Linked DNA regions of Homo sapiens: region 2 is linked to region 1. A link is an interaction called in ENCODE POLR2A ChIA-PET data of the cell type or tissue named here. Cell type or tissue: MCF 10A. All regions are shown on one strand. Links, peaks and the distances in the headings refer to the core of each region. The heading gives the core; the rest is flanking DNA. Region 1 has its middle 180 kb from the start of LINC01710. Region 2 has its middle 43 kb from the start of LINC01710.

What was found. Peaks named below come from ENCODE experiments on the same cell type or tissue, not always from the same donor. Only the 100,000 strongest peaks of a DNase experiment are listed, where the experiment ranks them.
Region 2: POLR2A ChIA-PET joins it to region 1 with 10 read pairs; 2 of 35 experiments call an interaction of 5 or more read pairs at or near these places.

Annotation. Positions count from the first base shown.
Region 1 is chr1:218,731,003-218,740,757 of GRCh38, reverse strand. No RefSeq gene overlaps it. Among named protein-coding and RNA genes, the nearest start is that of LINC01710, 180 kb to the left of the region's middle. In MCF 10A, for the core only: no CTCF peak of the experiment used is centred there; no DNase peak of the experiment used is centred there.
Region 2 is chr1:218,870,343-218,880,097 of GRCh38, reverse strand. It overlaps the pseudogene NXNP1. Among named protein-coding and RNA genes, the nearest start is that of LINC01710, 43 kb to the left of the region's middle. In MCF 10A, for the core only: no CTCF peak of the experiment used is centred there; DNase peaks (open chromatin) are centred at 1,537 and 5,617.

The DNA of each region.
Region 1 (9,755 bases), core at 847-8,846:
GGCAAAGGAAAGAGTGCCATCAACAAATGAATGTTCCTTCTTCACTGGAGGCATGGCATAGCTTTAGTTTCACCTTACCTAAATTCCCCTGGAGAACCCACTTAACATCTTTGTAGCTTCCGTTTCTTTGGTTCTTTTTAAGTGTATATCCTTATGAAGTTCATGTTTACAGACATATTTGGCATCCTGACTTTTTAAGAAGCATTGTAAGGAGCAATGACCAATCCTGAAATGAGCCTCCTTACTTGGGGTTGCTTACAGATTCATCTTGGTGAAATGCCAGAAAGAACCTTCAAGAATATTCCTTAGCGTAAAAATCTATCCTCAAAGTCACTTCCGTAGTCACACCTTTCATGCTTTAATTCTAAATCTGGTAGTCCTGGGCTGTGTCACACCACCAAGACTCTCTGAACTTCAGTGTTTTCATTTACAAGGTGGCGATTATGCTGGCTGCCCAGCTCGCTACATGTGGCTTCTGTGCACCCAATGAGAGATGCATGAGAATGTGATCTGAAATCTGCCAAGCACACACAGATTTAATGATTATTTAATCAGGCGCCTCAATAAGAATAAGCAGAGTTTCTCATTTTACATGGTCACATTTCTAGCACCACATTCAGCCTATAAAACTTTGTTTTAAATGTTTCCTGGAATTCAAAATATCTCACTACAAAGTATTTATAACTTTTATTATTTTTTATTTTTTTCTTCATGACAATGGCAATGTCTAATGTGTTCTTACCTACTTCATATTCTTGGAGTGTTCTCACAGTGTCCTCCAGAAATGGGAATAGTTGTGTCCTTTTTTTGGTGGGGGAGGGTCCATTTTTGAGTTAAAGAGCAGAAAGAGTTTCATAAGGTGCATCACAGAACACTGTAGTGAAGGAGCTGGTCTTAACACCTAATGGTTTCCTCTTTTTACTACAGGCTGTGATGTCTACATTGGATACATCTGCACAAATAGGCAAGTTGATCTTGTAACTTTTCCAAGATCACTGTGATTTTGTCAGGGGCAGGGTGGGGACATTGAGAGATGCCTTTTAAAGCAGCTGGTTTGAATCTCTGGGGTCCCCGTTGCCAGAGTCTGTCCCTTTCTTGCTGTGTGGTGTTGTGCAATAGCCTCCCCTCAGCCCCACACGCAGACACCAGCTGGGCAAGGGGAGGAGTGGAAAGAGGGTGGAGAGCGTGGAATCCAAGCCAAGGGGGTGTCAAATAACAAAACCAACTGACCCAACTAGTGCATCATAGAAAAGAACATTTTGGACTTCCTTTAACATGACTGAATAGTATATATCATTTTAAAAGAAGTATTTCAGTTAATTCGCTATTGGGCTAATGTTTGTTTGAGGGTTATGGTACTGCTTCCCTTCCTATTATTTCCAAACTAATTTATTTTAGTAGTACATGTTTGCCATTTTATAAACTAGGCACTTATGAATACAGGCCCTTGTTTATCTGAGTGCTAATAGAGATTCTTGACCATTGTAGATGATCAATAAATGTTTCATGATGATGATGATGATAAATTTTATGAAATATTTTCTTATTCTATGTGATTGTGATGAAAATTTCCCAATTTAATATTACTTATGGAGTGGACTTCAAGAATCAGATTACCACAATGACTATACCTGAGACTTGTGGTTGAATTATTAGAATAGATACATGTCCTTTATTAATCAAATATTTACAACTTGAACCAAAACTAACAAAGGATTATTTTATTTTTGTAAGGATCCTTTTACCCAATTTCTGATTGATTTCAATGTGTATAATATCCTTTTCACTCTTTCTCATCCAAAATCCTGTATCAAGAAAATAATCATTGAAATGTAACTTAACCTATAAAGAAGAAAATATCCTTTTTATAAAAATTCATAGTTTTCATCATATGAGTCTCCAATTCCAATCAGTCTGCTTTATAAAGATTTACAAGATTTATAATATTGGTGTTTTTTAAAGTTAAACACATTTTTATCATTGATTACTTACATCTGGCCACATGCAGTTTCATTTAAACTATAGGCTTTATGTGATGACTTCAGAATTCTAAAGTATAAACCAGAGTATCTATCAAAATAACAACCAATGGGCAGGAAAATCTTTATATGCCTTACAAATCCAAGTCAAATGGTAATAATACTATGTACACTATACTATGTCTAGTACTTTGAAATTTGTTAAGTAGATATTTTGAATTTCAGGGACAGTCTCAACTTCATATCATTTATTTTCATAAGTAAATGAAACTTATTAACTATAGTTTTAAAAAATGTTAATATAATTGTTTTTTTAAGTTACAAAGAATTCCTTGTTATATAGTGTCTCCATTTGTTGGTTTAGAAAAGATGATCATTGTATTAAAAAACCATTTGCAAAGCAATTCCATTTTCATTTTAATCTCCAAGATAATGATTCTGTTTTCCTCCTCAGACCCTTGGATCTTATCCTCTGCCCCTCACACACACAGCAGAAAAGAATGTTAAGTTCTTTATGCTTTAAATGAATTAGTTCAACTTTAAGATCTCTTGGGATTATTTGAATGGACCCTTGGAAACACTAGGGCTTTCCTGAGACCTACTACTATATTGTGAAGGAAATCATGCTTTACCTAGTGTAAGTGTAGCCCTGCTACCTGAGTCTCTGGATCAGAGTGGCATCTCCTCACCCGTGGATGTTCCTCCTAATCAATCATGACTCTTTCCCACTGAGCCCAGACAGACTCTTACAATTCTTCTTACCTCAGCACCCTAGTCAGTCAATACTGACTGATTGAGGATCACAAGCACGACAAAATTTATTTTCCTCTTCATTGGTACACTAAAGACTTGTAAGAATATTTGGCCTAAATTTCTGATACCTGGCCAAGAAAAGCTAAGTTAGCACCCAAAGAGATTTAGCAGTTTTGCTGAATATATTTTTGAATGGCAGAAGAAAAGAGCAATAAAGCGTAGCAAAAGGTAAATAAATCCTCATTGCCCCAATGTAAATGGCAGGAATGGGTGCATTGGGCTGGCTTGGCATTTACTGTGGCACCCAGGATTTATCTGTGACTCAATACAGGCCAAGCAAAACTGATTATTTAGATCTAACCCATTAGGATCTTTAGTTAACTGAAAAGTTCCTATAATCTCCTTACAGAAGCAATGGGAGCCATTAGAAAACTAATTGATGCCAGGAACGTGGTAACAAAACAAGTGGCGATCAAAAATTATATCATGGGGTTATAATATTTTTCCTCTAAACCTTTACCCATAGTTCTCAAGTGTCTTTACCTTTAGTTTCTCCAAGCTTTCCTCTCCTGTATCCCACCCTAGATTGGCCTTTCTATCCATCATTTCACCACATTTCTTTTATACTCCATCAAGACCCTGGTTGGTAAAACTGAAACCCCTTAGCTGGTTTTTCAAGGTTCTCCACCATCCAACTGAAACATACTTTTATTGTCCTAAACACTGTCCTCCAGATGCGCCTTGTGCTTTTCTACCTGAATGCCTTTACTCATCTCATTTCTCATGCCTGAAAGGCCTTACCACTTTATTCTTTTCAAATGCTATTCATCATTCAAGGTCCAAAGCAAATCCCACCTTGTCCACAAAACCTTTCTAGAAGACCACAGGCTATAGTGTTCTCTCTCGCTGAGCCCAATATATTTAATATGGTTGCCCCCAATTTCTTCATACTAATTGTTAAGAATTCAGGAAGTTCCACAATTATGTCATGCCCTGACTCTAGGGGATGACAAAAGCTAAGCAGTTAGAGATCCAGGCATGATAATTCATGTCCATGTAGCTGGAGCTTGTTTGTAACTCAAAGAAAATTTTTGAACCTTTTCTTCTTTCAGAAGTGAGCTTGTTGTTTCCACCATTGAAAGAGACCAGGCTTAGCACTGGAATCACACTTAGTTACCAGTCTATATAGAATTCATTTTTCCAGCTAGAACCACAAGTGCAGCTAGAGCGAAGTTTTACCTGCTGCAGTCATAACACTTTGAAAGATTTGTAATGGTACAGGACTGCGGAGTAAACAGTTTGAACTAGAATGCTATTGTTTAGTTCTAGACTCTTTCGCCTGCTCCATCTTGTTGTCTGAGAACTTATCATAAACCTATGTTATCAGTCATCATATATTTCCTTGAAAGAATACCACATAAGAATAGGCTGAGTATTTGTCTCCTATAGTTTCTTTGTGGCAAGCGATGGAGACTAACTCTAAGTTAAAAGCAAAAGAAAATTTGTTGGAAGGATAGGAAGTAGGACATCCATCTACTGGAGAGAACACCAAATAAACAAACTCAAAAAGGACAAAAAAATATAGTCCAACTCTGAGATTCTATGTAGCAAAAACTATTGCTAAAGTTCTCTGGGCACCACCACTGTGTTGAGATAGCACAAATCATTTTTATTTCATTTTTGTTTCACTCCGTTTTCAAAGCCCTAAGAGGAAAAGCCCAGTAGTATCACTGTAGGTCACTTGCTCAGCCTTGCATATCCTGATTCAGAGTCTCATCAATGTAGTGCTCAATGGCAGAGAAATCATTCTCCACAATCAAATATGGGCGATCTTGTCACAATAAGAGAGGATGGGTGCTGGAAAGGAAACACTAACACATGATCATAAGAATTTGGAAGAATTTTCCAGGAGAAGAAGTTGGCAAGCTACTGGAATGTATTGTGTGAATGTATTGGCTCTTCGGGAAATTTCAATATATAAAATACATATATTTTTTAATTTTCCAAGACAATAAATTTACTTGGGGCTGACAGAATGACCAGCTGACCTGTTGAATGCCTTTTTCTGACTCCAGTTCTAAGCTCTTTAAAGTCTCTTTTAGCTATCTCTGCTCACTTGTAACCCAGCTAAATTTCCAGTGGCCTTTTCTTTCTTTAGGTCAGGCTGGATTTACCATTCCCCTTCCATTAACCTTTTAGTTCATCTGCTCCTTGTGTCTGTCATCAGCTGTAGGAGATGCTGATTATGTTGGGAGCCTCTGGAAAAGGGGATGAGACAGAGAAGCACCAGAAGATAAGGAGACCAACAAGAAAAAGATTAAAAACCTCTCAGCACTAAGTAGTTAGGGCATAGTACTGTTGCAAACCTCTGCAATTGTTGGCTTTGGATGGGGGAGGATGAATCAGTTTAGATAACTCAGGAATGGGCTTGAACCTTTGCCCAGACCTCAGAATGAACCACCAAAAAAAAACCTCAGAGTTTTCCCAAATTAAGACATTGAGAAAAATATTAAAAGTGAGTTTCCCTTTCTTTCCCATATCTGCATCCCTAGGGAATAGCTGGGACCACAAAGCAATTTATTAATAATAACGAATTAGATTTTCAGTATGAATTCCCCTCTGGCCATTTTGATGTGTCAGAAATACTTTACAAATGTTAAGTACAGCAATTAATCTCCTGAAAAAGGGAGGGAGAAGAGTTTTGCCAGCTGTAGATTTTAGTAATTTCATTTAGTTAAGATTTTGCTATTATTTTCTGCTTTAGTATGTTTTCCTGGAAAGTCAGTCATCAAATATTTATTGATTGCCTACAATTTGCCAAGCATTGTGCTTGGTGCTAGGGATGCAGAGTGAGGCCTGTAAACCATGGTGCTCCTCTCCTGTAGCTTCTAGAGAAGTTCACCAGCTAATTTAATGTGTAAATTTCATTTGCTCAAACATCTAGTCACTGAATATAATGCAGAACTTTTTTTTTCCTCCTTTCATATTTTGTGTTTCATTAGGCAGGATGGGCAATAGGGGAATTATAAAATCCGAATAGTTTTTTTTTTTTTTTTTTTGGCATTTGACTTACTTATGGTCTAATTCTCCTTTAACCTCAGTATCAGAAAGCATCATTACCACTACTATTTCCATGATTAGAATTAGTGTGAGTTAATAAGATGACTCCTTCAACTTTTCATTCTTGTTTGAGTGGGCAAATCAGCATATTGAATGTATCCATCTTGACCTGTCTTCATAGAGCTAAAATAGCTTTGAATGATATCTGGAGGAGCTTGAAACATGTCCAGATCCCAGATGATGGCTTTTGGCAGTTGGCACTTACACCTCTCATTTTCTAGTCCAAATGTGGGATGCAAACAATTCTCTTTTGTTCAGATTAAATCCAGCTACTCATATTCTTCCGGACTCTCCTCAGACACTATTCCTATCACCACCTACCTCATCTCATCGAAAAGGGGAAATGTCTCTATAAACTGCTACCAAATGTGAGGTAGCTTGCATTTCCAGCTCAAGAAGCTATTTTCTGTTATGTTAGTTGTATTCTTGGGAAATTATGCCTTGTGGCATAATTAGAGGGATTTTTAGTGGTGACTAAATCAGTCCCTGACTCTGCGAAGGATATATAGTTCATTCTAGAAAGTTGATTGTGTTTTTCTAAGAAACTTCTACAAGCTCCTAGAATTCTATCATAATTAATATGATGTGTTCCTTGTTTAGATCTTACCTGTAATGCTTGAAAGAGTGGCCAAAAATCCCAAAGATAAAGCTAGTATTTGATTTGATTCAATTTCCTGAGTGTTATTTAGGAAATATTTATTATCTTTATGATCAACTCAATTCCCTAATTTGAGGAGCACCTGCTATGCTTTATTCACTGTGGTAGAGCTCTAGGATAGAGAGATGATTTTAGCTGGGAGTCTAGTGGAAAATAAACGTAAACAAATACATAATAATACAAGATAAATGCAACAATATAAATATTTACTCTTCATAGTAGTGGTACAGAAGGAAGAGTAACTAATTCCATTCAGGGAGAAAAGTAAATCAAAGATCTCAGAAGAGAGAAATTTTAAGGAGGTATGTCGATCTTCTATTGCTGCAGAATAAATTGCCCTGGACTCAATGGCCTAAAGCAATACCCATTTATTATCTCACAGTTCAATATTTCAGAAATCCAGGCATGGCTTAGCTAGATCCTCTGTTCGGGGCTTCACAAAGCTATAGTCAACGTGTTGGCTAGGGCAGCAATCTCATCTGAGGCTTTGTTGGCAGAATTCGGTTCCTTGTGATTATGGGATTGAGACCTTTAGCCACATAATTCTTGCCAAATGGTCCTCTCCTAAACATGGCAGTTTGCTTCTTTAAGACCAGGGGTGAAACGTTTGCTGCTGCTGGTTTGGTGCTGCTGCTTCCATCTCTGACTTTTCAACCTTGATTTCAGGGCTCACCTGATTAGGTCAGGCCAGACCCGGAAAATCTTCATTTCTACTAACTTAAAATCAGCTGAGTAGAGACTTTAATTATATCTGTAAACCCCCCCATTTTGCCATATGAAATAATGTAATCACAGGAGTAATATCCTCTCACAGTCACAGGTCTCACCAGCACTCAGTGGGAGGGGATTATATAAGGGTGTGACTTTTTGGGGTCATTTTGGAATTCTGTTTACCACAAGTAGGTTTTGATAGCTAAATAGGATTTTTCCAACTGGACAATGGGTGGAAACATATAGTAGGCTGATACAGCAGAGGTATATGAACATCATGATTTCTTACTTATATTGATTGCTGCAGGAGCCTCCTGTGTTTAATTTCTCAGTTTCCGATTTCTCTCCCTCCTCTTCTGAAGGTCCCTCTCTGCTGTAACCCTTATCATTACTTCATTCCGTCCTCTACTCTCTTAGCAGAACTAATTTTTGTAGTCGTAGATCTGCCCAAGTGACCCCCTTGCTTAAAACTCTTTGATGATTCCATCTGACCTCAAAATCAAAGTCCAAATTCCCAAGCACGGCATTCATGATCTGGCCTTTCTTACCTTGAGTTCAGTTTTATCCCTGTGGTGGTTAATTTTATACGTCAATTTGGCTTAGCACACTTGGTAAAACATTATTCTGGTGGTTTCTGGGAGGAATGCTTTGGAATGAGATTTACATTTAAATTGGCAGACTAAAGCAGATTACCCTCCATAATGTGAGTGGGTCCCATTCAATCAGTTAAAGTCATCACTAGAACAAAAGATTGACTTCCCTCAAGCAAGAAGGAATTCTGCCAAGAGATGGCCTTCAGACTTCAACTGCAATATTGACTCTTCTCTGGGTCGCCACCTGCCAGCCCGCCTTGCAGATTTTTGGACTTTCCAGCCACTATAACCACATTAGCCAGTTCCTTAAAATAAATATTTTTTTAATATACATCCTATTGTTTCTGTTTTTCTGAAGAACTGTGACTTACACAATTTCTCACTTCCTCCATATTCATCAGCAATCTGAACTCTAAAAAACCTTGCTCTCTCTGGCCTCACTAACTTTGTGTACCCTTCTTTCTCTATCTGGAGTTTATTTCCTTATTCTTTCCTCCCTTTGTCTTCATTGAGTTACCAGGTACTCACCACTCAAGACTCAGCTTAGGTGTCACAATGTGAGAAAACTTTTTCTGACTACCCCATCCAATAATCTTGTATAGAGAAATTATTTATTACACTATACTGTCATCCTCTGTTTACTATAAACTGTAACAGTGAACTCCTTGTAGATAATTACCAAGCAATACTGGTCTTCATTTCCCTGACTATATTAGATATTTTATAAATATGAGATATTTAATAAATGGGTGAATAGATAGATTGATGGCAGACATTTTCGATGTGGCTACAATTATTTCAGAAAAGACTGAGTGCAAAGCATAAGGAAGACTAAGCATCAGAGAATAAATCTGGAAAAGGACTCAGGCACTGGTTGAGGAAGGGAATGGGAGACATGTTCCTTGCTGGAAACATGGACACGGCAGTTATTTCAGGAAAGATGTAAATGATCACATTGGCATTCAGAGCGATTTCTCTGGCTGCAGAATGGATGATCCACGGGGCTGAGAGGCACATTAAAATAAGAGATTATTGGAATAGCCAGGCACAATGGCATACATCTATAGTTCCAACTACTCAGGGGGCTTAGGCGGGAGGATTGCTTGGGCCCAGGAGTTCAAGATCAGCCCGAGCAACATAGCAAGAATCAGTCTTTAAAAAAATGTAATAATAAATAAATAAATTGTTGGAGTAGTCCCAGAGAAAAATAAGAGAGTATGAAATCAAAAGTGGCCATAAGAATAAAGAGAAAGGCCACATGTGGAAAGATTTAGGAGGTGTAAGAGAAAGATCTTTGTGTTATACCGGGTGATACAGGAAAGGGAGAGAAGAGAAATCAAGGATAACTTCTAGGTTTTTTACTTGAAAACTAGATGTACCTTAGTGCCACTAACTAAGGTAGAACAAAGGAGGAAAACAGTATTTGAAAACAAAAATAATGAGTTTAGATTTCTAATGTCATTTGAGGTAAACATCCTCAGATGTTACAGTGGATGTGGCAAATTGGACTTAGCATCCATTTCCAGCCCCCCTTTTTTTGATCAGTTTTTCTATACTTCAGAAAGTATACAACTAGAAGTAACATCATGCATACCCCCTTGTATCTGGATGTTAGCTGTAGATATAGACTAGGCTCCACCAAAAATTTGCAGTGACATAGAATCTGCCATGTACAAGCAAGGCCAACACCATCTTCTTGCTGCTTTGGTTGATTTCTGTGAGTGAGCAAGATCATGGAGTTGTGGGTATAATCTGCAGCAGGGTTTCAGTGTCCAGATCCTAGTTTCATGTCTTTCAAGAGGCCATTTATGTAGCAGCTAATGGTCAATGTTCTAGTATTCAGTCACCAGTTTCATGACTACCAAGAACTAGTTGTGGAAGTGGTAGCCATAACTTCCTGATGCCTAGCTCACAGTTAGTGTTGTTAGATAAACAAATTCA
Region 2 (9,755 bases), core at 928-8,927, 140 kb before region 1:
TAGTTCAGAGGCACAAAATGAGTTGGTAATTAGATTGTTATTTGATGTTATCAGCCTGAAATGCAATCACCTAACAGGAAATAAAGCAGGCATCTTTGGACATTATCAACCAAAAGAAAAAAAAAAAGAGAGAATTAGTAGTGTCCAAGCTAAAGAGAACTTTCATTAACATTTAAGTAAAGGCTGAAGTACTAGGTTGGCTGTCAAAATTCAGAGGACAAGAGGAGAAAAACCCTCAGGGGTTTCCTAATTGGGGGTAAAGGAGGGTGTGCACAAGACTAGAGGCCTTCAAGGGTCTTTGGGTAAATAAGGGATCAAGAGAGAAAGAAATCTGGAAACTAGGAAGCAACTCAGGATCTTCCCTTTTGAGTCTGTCTTTTTGAAGGCTTAAGTGTGTAAGACTTTTTTCCTTGTATGGTGCTAGATAGCAATCTATAAAAATACAACCTCCATTCATCCTCAATGTGCTGGTTTTGAGATCTAGCTGTTATTTCAATGAAGGGACTTTATCATGTCCAGGGGTAGGGAAACTGGCAGGATAAGAAGTTTGAGATGAAAGGCATGTGACCATCTCCCTACATCACTGCAGCCATCCCTCTCCCAGACCCTTGAGTAGTGAGGATAGAGGTGACAGGATAGGCTCAGGATAGAGATGACAGGATGAACAAACCAGTGACAACAGATCATGGTCTTTCTGGAGAGGCAGTAGGATCCATTTCCTTTTTTTCTGATTGCCTGCTCCAAAAAATACCTTAGAGAAAAAGGGAAGCTGTATCACTTTGCCACCCCTGGGTAGTAGGGGAAAATTACTGTAAACTGATCATTTGAGAAATGCCAAAAATAAGTGAACATCGTCACAAAAATCACAAGCTTCCAACACAGCCTTTAGATGATTTTTTTATGGCAATTAAATATTTTGGGTTGGGCACAGTGGTGGCTCATGCCTGCAATCCCAGCACTTTGGGAGGCTGAAGTGGGAGAATTGCCTGAGCCCAGGAGTTGAAGACCAGCCTGGGTAACATGGGGAAACCCCATCTCTACAGAAAATTAATAAATTTTCTCCACATGGTGGCGTGTGCCTGTGTTCCCAGCTACTTGGGAGGCTGAGGCAGGAGGATTGCTTGAATCCAGGAGGTTGGGGCTGCAGTGAGTCATGCTCTCACCACTGCACTCCAGCCTAGGCAACAGAGTGAGACCTTGTCTCAAAAAAAAAAAAAAAAGTTAGAAAAAATAAATAATAAATAAATAAGTAAACATTTTGTATTAACATCATGCTGACCTTTTTCTCATTATTGATTATTTAGCTCCTTTTCCTTGAAAAACTATTTTGGTGAATTCTGTCATTCATATAAAAAAATTCTGAATGCTTAGTAGTAAGTAGTGCATGACTTTATTTTTTAATTTTCCCAGGAGTACATTTGGAATCACAGTATTTCAAGCTAGAAGAGAGGTTGGAGGTTGTATAGTGATAGCAAAGCCTTTTATATGAGGTAACAGAGGCCCTGAAAGTCAAGGATATTATCCAAGGAAATGCTGAGTCACACTTTCTTTTCAGACAATGACTTTCTGATCTGTGTGTTCATTTCCCATTTAAGAATAAATCTCTCATAAAAGGAGTAATATAATCAACTTGGGTTTCGAATCAATGAAACCACTAATATTCTTATATATTATTCCAAGTAGAAACATTTAATGTAATCATACTTGCTGTTGTGAAAACAAACTCTATTTCATTGTTTGTGTAACTTAAATTTCCTACATGACCCATCAAAAATGAATTAATTGGATTTGGCATGTGAAGCTTAGGAAGGATTTTAGAAAAGCTTTCTTATTATTCCCTGCTCATTTTCCACCTAAGAGTTTTTTTCTCAAACAGATGTACACATTTCACATGCAAACCACATGTAAATACATTTAATAGAATTCAGAGCAAGTTTAAAAACATTTCAAAGTGTTTCAAAGCAGACTCACTCCTAGTCTATATCAAATATCACCAATAATTCAATAACCCAGGAAAAGAAATGCCACCAAAAATCTGCAAATTGGAAGGAAAAAAGATGCCGACAAAAGTCATTGTTTTGGAAGCTCATAGTACCAGAAGAAAGCTGAGCAATTGGTTTAGCCCATCCTCTTGTCTTTAGGCAAAAGTGCCCTAAATAGTCTGTACAAAATGGTCAACGTTTTCCCAGGTAACCTACTTCAATGAACAGTATTTGACACCAATGACAGAGAAGAAACCTTTTTAAATACTCACTATAGCGCATATACTTGACACATTTACATTTCTGAACGAGTTTCTAAATGATACCTGCAAACTATATGTAAGAGAAACAGCAAGACAAGATCATCAACAAAAATACTAAAATGCAGCCATCGTCAAGTTGAAAATAATGTGTGCCATTCAGCTTAGGGTATGCTCAGAACAGCAGCTCAGCTGTGGAAATAGTCACAGTTGCAAATGACTTGATGGACGCAGAAATCATTTAGGACCATTAATAATATTTGAAACATTTAGGTCAACATTTCTCAAAAGTCATTAAAGCAAAGTTCTCAAAAACTAATACTTCTGTCAATCATGGTTATTATTTAACATATTATTCTGATTACTTATGTCTTCATTCTAACAAACTTGTTTTCAAATATGTTGAAAGCATGTCTAAAGTATAGTTCGTGTTGAATTGCTTTAGTACTCTTAATACATCTCTAAACCATTATATTATTTGCAAATAGATGCACTGTATTTGAATGAGAATTGTTATATAGATGTGTATGCTGGTGAACAGGGAAGGTATTAAAAACACTACAGAAGAATGTGGTAGGTTGCTTTTTAGAAATATTTTAGTAAATTTTTCAGAAAAAAGTATATAATTTAACTATTGAGCTAATTCGATTTCCTCTGTATTTTCTTAAACTCACTTGTTTTCATATTAATTTTTAAAAACAAATTTTATGTATTTTGTGATTTTATGTATTTTGATTCTGTGAGATCAAAGTATATTTGTAAGAGCTTGATTCTTGTGCCTGATCCTTCATGATAAATATAATCACTAGGAAGATAAGAGAGAGGAAAAAATGAGAACAGTAAATGCAGGCATTTTAAATTTATTAATGTTAACTTCAAATCCATGCTAAGGCTGAACATGTGTAATAAGAAATGAGAATAGTTGCAAGTATCAATTAAGTTGCAATTCTAAATTTCAAAAACTGAATTTGAATCATGCTGATCAACAGAATTAATGAAGGGCATGGGTGTGTGAACCAATTTGGCTTCAAGAAAAAGACTATATTTGCTTGGTGTTCTGATTTAAACTGTCTATTTCCTTTATATTTAACAACTATTAACAAGTTTATATGTTATCTGACAGAGTAACAGACTTACAAATGGAATATTATTACTTCAAGCAAGAGAAATTTGTTAGTGTGATACAATCATTTGATGAATTGAGGATGTATCAAAAACATAATTGCTCTGTTGTAACATTCATTTCCCTCAATTACACATTGGTGTGTCTTAATGGTAATGACAGATATAAAATTATGTCTGTTCACCACTTAAAACTAAGTTTTTATTGCTTCTTTGCTAAGCTTTTAATAGAGCCAAACACACTAATACATTGTGGGTGGCTCAGCTTAAGAGTGATCTCACAGTATATTTGTGTTAAACCCAGAGAAATATTGCAGTGTTAATCAACTCATAAAGATGATAACTAATTTACGTTGTAGAAATCTAAGGTGTAACCCCAATTATACTTTGTTTTCCTAATTTTTTCAGAGCTAGAACTATCAGGCAACATATAAATTTATCTCCTAGATTCCTGAACTAAGCTTTCCAGGGAGCTTTCTCAGCATCTGCCTCCATGCCCTCCCTGTTCATCCTTCGTTACTCTCTCAGGAATCCCTAGTCCATTTAGGGACATGATAACTAAGGAGAGAAAGCTAAGGATACCAAACTAGCTCAACATAAATTAAAGGTATAAACTATTACCTAAAGTGAAACTTTCTAGAGGCTGCAAAAAAAAAAAAAAAATCCACTGTCTTTACTGTATTAGATACATGAGGTCCTTAAATTAATTTGGGAGTGTTTGTATCAGATAAATTAGCTAACCTCCAACTTGCTCATTTATGTGGTGTTTCTTAAGACGGTGCAGCTTAAATGGAATGCTAGTTGTGCTTTAGTCTTTTCTTTCTCACATAGCATTAGGGAGAAAACTGTTTCAATATTTCCCTCCTTTTGCCTTGCTAAGAAAGCGTTGTCCATATGAAAATAGCTTTTTCTACATAGAAGCAAGAATATTAATTTTAAACATTTACAACTATTAAGGTTTAGAGATACGATTGCTTTTCAAAGGAGGAAAGAACACAAATATGTATTTTGGACTTGGTGTGATCTAATGATAGGTGATCTGCACATACTGTCGCATCTGATTCTTGTGACAATTCTCTGAGGCTGGCATTGTTATTATACTTACCTTTTACAAATGAGTAAACTGAAGATAGTAGAGTAGCCAATTGTCAGAGCAAATGCTGGCCTGTCTTTCAAGCCCAGTATTTTCCACCAACGTTAATGTTTCAGGTTTCTACATGAAGGTTCCTTTTCTTTCAATTCAGTCAGTAATTTCATCGCTTTTTGGAATTATTTCATTTTACAGTGATTTTTTTCTATACTCAGACTAAGTTTACAAAAGTGTTTTACATATTCATTTATTTATTCAAAAAGTATTTATTACATCATATCTATTTATTATATCTCGGATATGCCAGGCACTGTGTTAAATGTTAAGGAATTCAAGGAAATAGCCTCTTTTCTACCTGTAAGTTGCCTGTATTCTGGTAAAGAAGCCAAACATGTCCCCGGATCACTGCCGTGAGACTCCGTGAGGGCGGCCGAGCGCCTGTGTAGGAAGCTAGCTCTGGCGGAACAGTGTTTCAAGTATGTCCCTATTGGATTACTGATTCTGGGAAATTCTAACCCAGCTCCTGTGCATACTCCTAAACCTCAGACTTCTGCTCTTTCCCTCATAACCCATTTTCTGCTCTACAAACTGTTAGCTTCCTTTGCCAAGGAAAGGACAGTGGTCTAGACGTCAAGGAGCCAACATTGTGGTTAGAAATCAATCTCTGTTTCCCTGGCTTTGAATTACTATATGACTTCAGGCTTCCCATTTAACCTTTGCTGGCCGTGGTTATTTATTTGCACAATACAGGTAATAGCTACCTTATGAGTTGCTGTAGGGCTTCATTAGTTAATGTTTACAACATCTTTGAAAATATAGCATGAAAGCTACTAAGTAAGCGCAAATTATTATTATTATTATTAACATTATAATCATCATCAATCTATTTCGTATATAGCCAAAGGCTGTCTGCAAGAAGTGAATCATGATGGTTCTCTACAAGCCTGGCTCCATCTTCCAGGCTTGATTGCTAGATCCAAAGGCCCGAACCCAATGACAGGCATAGCAATTTAAATAAGTTATTTCTGTGCGTGTAAAAAGACAAATCATCTCACATTCCCACTTCTTGACTCTGTTGCTAGTTGCTCAACCTTCCTCCTGATCGTCATATAATCATCTCTGTGTATATAAAACATGTAGAAACTCTCCTAGCCAACTGACAATTATCTGGATCCCCTAGACAGCCCTGACATCTTATTCCTCTATTGTGTAAAGCAGGAAACTGAGACCACAGAAAGTGAGTCATAGATTTGAGTTCAAAGTTTGAATGAGCCCACTCTTTGTTTAGCAGTTGAGACTGCGCCTATATGCACAAGCATATTTGGAAAGAGAAACTTTACATTAAGCCACATAAATATCATTTTGATTATAGTTATTTAATAGCTGATTACTAAATAATTATTCAGCCTATTTAAATTTGCTGTTTCTAAGAGTGCTGATAATGACAAAAAGGCAGTTATTTTAAATAGGGAAAAATTCATTTTTAATAATGGATTTCTCTCTGCCTAAAAAAAGTCTCTTTTGCCCTTGTTTCCTGGTCTACTCTGACATATTTTTCATAACCCACATAAAACTTTTGCTCATTTTGGAAACTTCTGTAACTCCCTTTAGACTGTGGTGAATTTCCCTCCCTTGAATGTGTGATGCCTGATTATATGATTTATTTGGTAATTATTTATTTCTCTTTGGCATATCCCATTGTTTTCATTTGCAACTTTTCAAATATCTACACAGTATCTTCTTTTTACAATTAAATTACACAGCCTTTTGTGGGTAACACAGAAGGAGTGTTCATCTTTATAATCCCTGAGATGCTTAGGTTAGATTATTGGAAGTGGGATTCAATAAACATTTGTTTCTTCTTTTTTGTTCAAATATATTTGGGAGACCATTTTATATTGCCATTGAATATGATGGAAAGCTGCTACACCCTTTCCCTCTGATCCTGGGCACATAGGTAGACTACACTTCCCAGCCTCTCTTGCAGTTGAAGTGGGCCACGTGATTGAGTTTGGTCAATGTGAATGGTAGACATCATGCATGCCACTGCCTGAACTGGCCTATTAAAATATTCAGCACAATCCTCCCTGCCTGCACATGCTCTTTACTCACTAACAAGCTGAATGGAGAGAAAACCAAAACCCGAAACAAAACCCAAGGACTTAGAGAAAGGCAAAGTCACAGATAGAAAGATCCCAAGTCCATATGCCACCACTTGGAGAAGAGCTTTCCAAGAGAATTAAGTCACCAGGAAAATCCATGGACGTCTGTTGGGTGAGTAAGAAATAAGAAATAAAATAAATCACTGAAATTTGGGGATTGTTACAGAAGCATAAATTGACTTATAAAACATCTCACAATCATCTTATCCTTAATATATTCAAAATAGAATTCTTATTTCCTTTCTTCTGTATTCCTCAAATCCAGTGCTTCAGCAAGTCTTATCCAAACTCCCTTCAAAATGTATCTCAGTACCCATCAAATCATTCAATTTCTCTCTCTTTTTCTGCATCGTCAGCATGAGTTTGCTCCTGGGCTCTGTGATAGCCTTTAAACTGCTCCTGCTGCTTCCATTCTTACCCTTCTCTCTTCAATTTACCCTCTACACATCAACCAAAACCATTTTGAAAAAACACTACTTAAACCACACCATTCCCTTATTTTAAATCCTTCAATAGCTTATCATTGCATCAAGAACAAAATCCATACTCCTAACCTTGGCCTGCAAGATCCTGCACACTCTGGCCCCAGCCTAGCTCACCACCTTATCTCAGGCTCCTTTTCCAAAAGCCTGCAAAGTCTAGTCACTTGGAATTCTTTTAGCTTCTCTCACAATCTAAAATTTTATCTCCTCCAGGATGTTCACCTTGAAGGTTGTTCTCCTTTCTCTTCACATGGCCAGCTCCTGGCTACCTTTCATATCACTGATTAGACATCCCTTCTTCAGAGAAGTTCTCTCAGATCACCATATTTAAGAAAACTATCTACCTTTTTTTATCCTTTATTGCAATATCTTGATCTTTTCCATATTAGCAATTACCAGAATTTTAAATTATACTTTTATGCAGCAGATATGAACTTCAGGTCACATGTTGAGAAGTGTACATGTAGTCCTATTTCACATAAAAGGATGAAACTTCCTTTTCTGTACTATTTCAAGACCTCATTCCATTTGTTTATTGATTAGGACATAGGTTTCAGATGCTGTAACAACAAATAAAATGAAACAGTAGCTAAAATATCTTTGTTAAATGTACTGCATCTTCTATATTAAAAGTGTATTTCTTTCTCCCTTAACTGTCAGAGGGTAAGCAGTCCATGGCTGATAAAGGCAGTTTTGAAGTGTCAAGGAAGCAGGCTCTTTTTATGTGGTCAGTCTGTCATTCTTAACATGAAGCTTCCATACCTCGGTATAAGATGCAAGATTCACTGTAATTTAGTGTGGTGGTTAAGAGCAGTGCACGGTTGAGGTAAACAGCTGGGTCGAAAGCAGCTCTTAGATGTCAATTATCATGGCCAGTGAATGCCCTTATATAAACAAGGTCGTTAATTGTTTCTAAAGGAGGTAAGATTGTGAGAAGACATGCATCCTCTTTTGATAAAAGACATGGAAAAGGATGAAAAAATGAAGAGGCTAAGTATACAGCATTGTTTGAAAACCCAGTCTTTGTTTTATCCTTCTTGATTTGGATATATAGTAAACATATTTCAAATGCTCATAAAAAGTAAATGGTTACAAAAGAAATTAAGTTAGATGTGGTTTACTTTAAAGAAAATCTCAGGAAGTAATGTAGAGGAGGGTATACTTTCAAACTCATTTTATAAGTCTAGCAGTACTCTGATAGAAAAGCCAGACAAGGCCATTACTAGAAAAGAAAATTACAGGAGAGTATCTCTCATGAACATACATGTAGAAATCTTCAAGAAAATACTAGCAAACTGTATTGAATAGCACATTAAAAGGATCACGTATCATAATCAAGTGGGATTTATCCCACGGATGCAAGGACGGATCAATATACACAAATTAGTAAATGTGATACACCACATTAACAGAATGAAAGACAAACACTTGATGATCATCTCAACAGACACAGAAAATGCATTTGACAAAACTCAACATTGTTTCATGATAAAAGCTCTCAACAAATTAGGTATGGAAGGAATGTACCTCAATGCAATAATGGCCGTATATAACAAACGCACAGCTAACCTCATACTCAATGGGGAAAAGTTGAAAGGTTTTCTTCAACATCAGGAACAAGATAGGGATGCCCACTCTCACCACTTCTATTTAACATACTATTGGAAGTCCTAGCCAGAGCAATTAGGCAAGAGAAAGAAATAGAAGACATCTGAATTGAAAAGAAAAAAGCTAAATTGTCTGTGTTTACAGGTAACATGATTTTATATATAGAAAATCCTAAAGATGCCATCAGAAAGCCATTAAAACTAATAAAGTTTTAGACTACCAAATTGACATACAAAAATTAGTAGTATTTCCATACATAAAAATGAACTATCCAAAAAAATCAAGAAAACAATCCATTAACAAAAGTTACAAAAAATAATAAAATCTTAGCAATAAATTTCACCAAGGAGATGAAGGATTTGTACACTGAAAATTATAAAACAAAATAAATGAAGAATAAAAATGGAAGAAAATATAAATAAACAGGAAAATATCCCACATTCATGAATTGGAAGAATTAATATTGTTAAAATGCCCATACTATCCAAAACAATGTACAAAATTAAGGCAATTCTTATCAAAATTTGAATGATATTTTTCACAGAAATAGAAAAAAAAAACTAACATTCTAACGGAACCATAAAAAATACCTGAATAGCCAAAGTAATATTGAGCAAAAAGAACAAAGCTGGAGGCATCACACAACCTCACTTCAAAATATACTGCAAGGTTATTGTAATCAACACAGCATTGAACTGGCATAAAAATAGGCACATACACAAATGAAAGAAAAAAGAGAGCCAAGAAGTAAATTTATGAATTTGTAGTCAGTTAATTCTTGACAAGGTGCCAAGAATACACAATGGGGAAAGGGCAGTCTCCTCAATAAATGGTATTGGAGAAACTGGAGATCCACATGTAAAAGAATGAAATCGGATCCTTATCTCACACCATATACAAAAATTAACTCAAAATTGATTAAGACTTAAATATAAGACCCGAACCTGTAGAACTAGTAAAAGAAAACATAGGAGAAAAGCTCAATGACATTCATCTGGGCAATGTTTTGGATATGACCCCAAATGCACAGGAAACAAAAGTGGAAATAG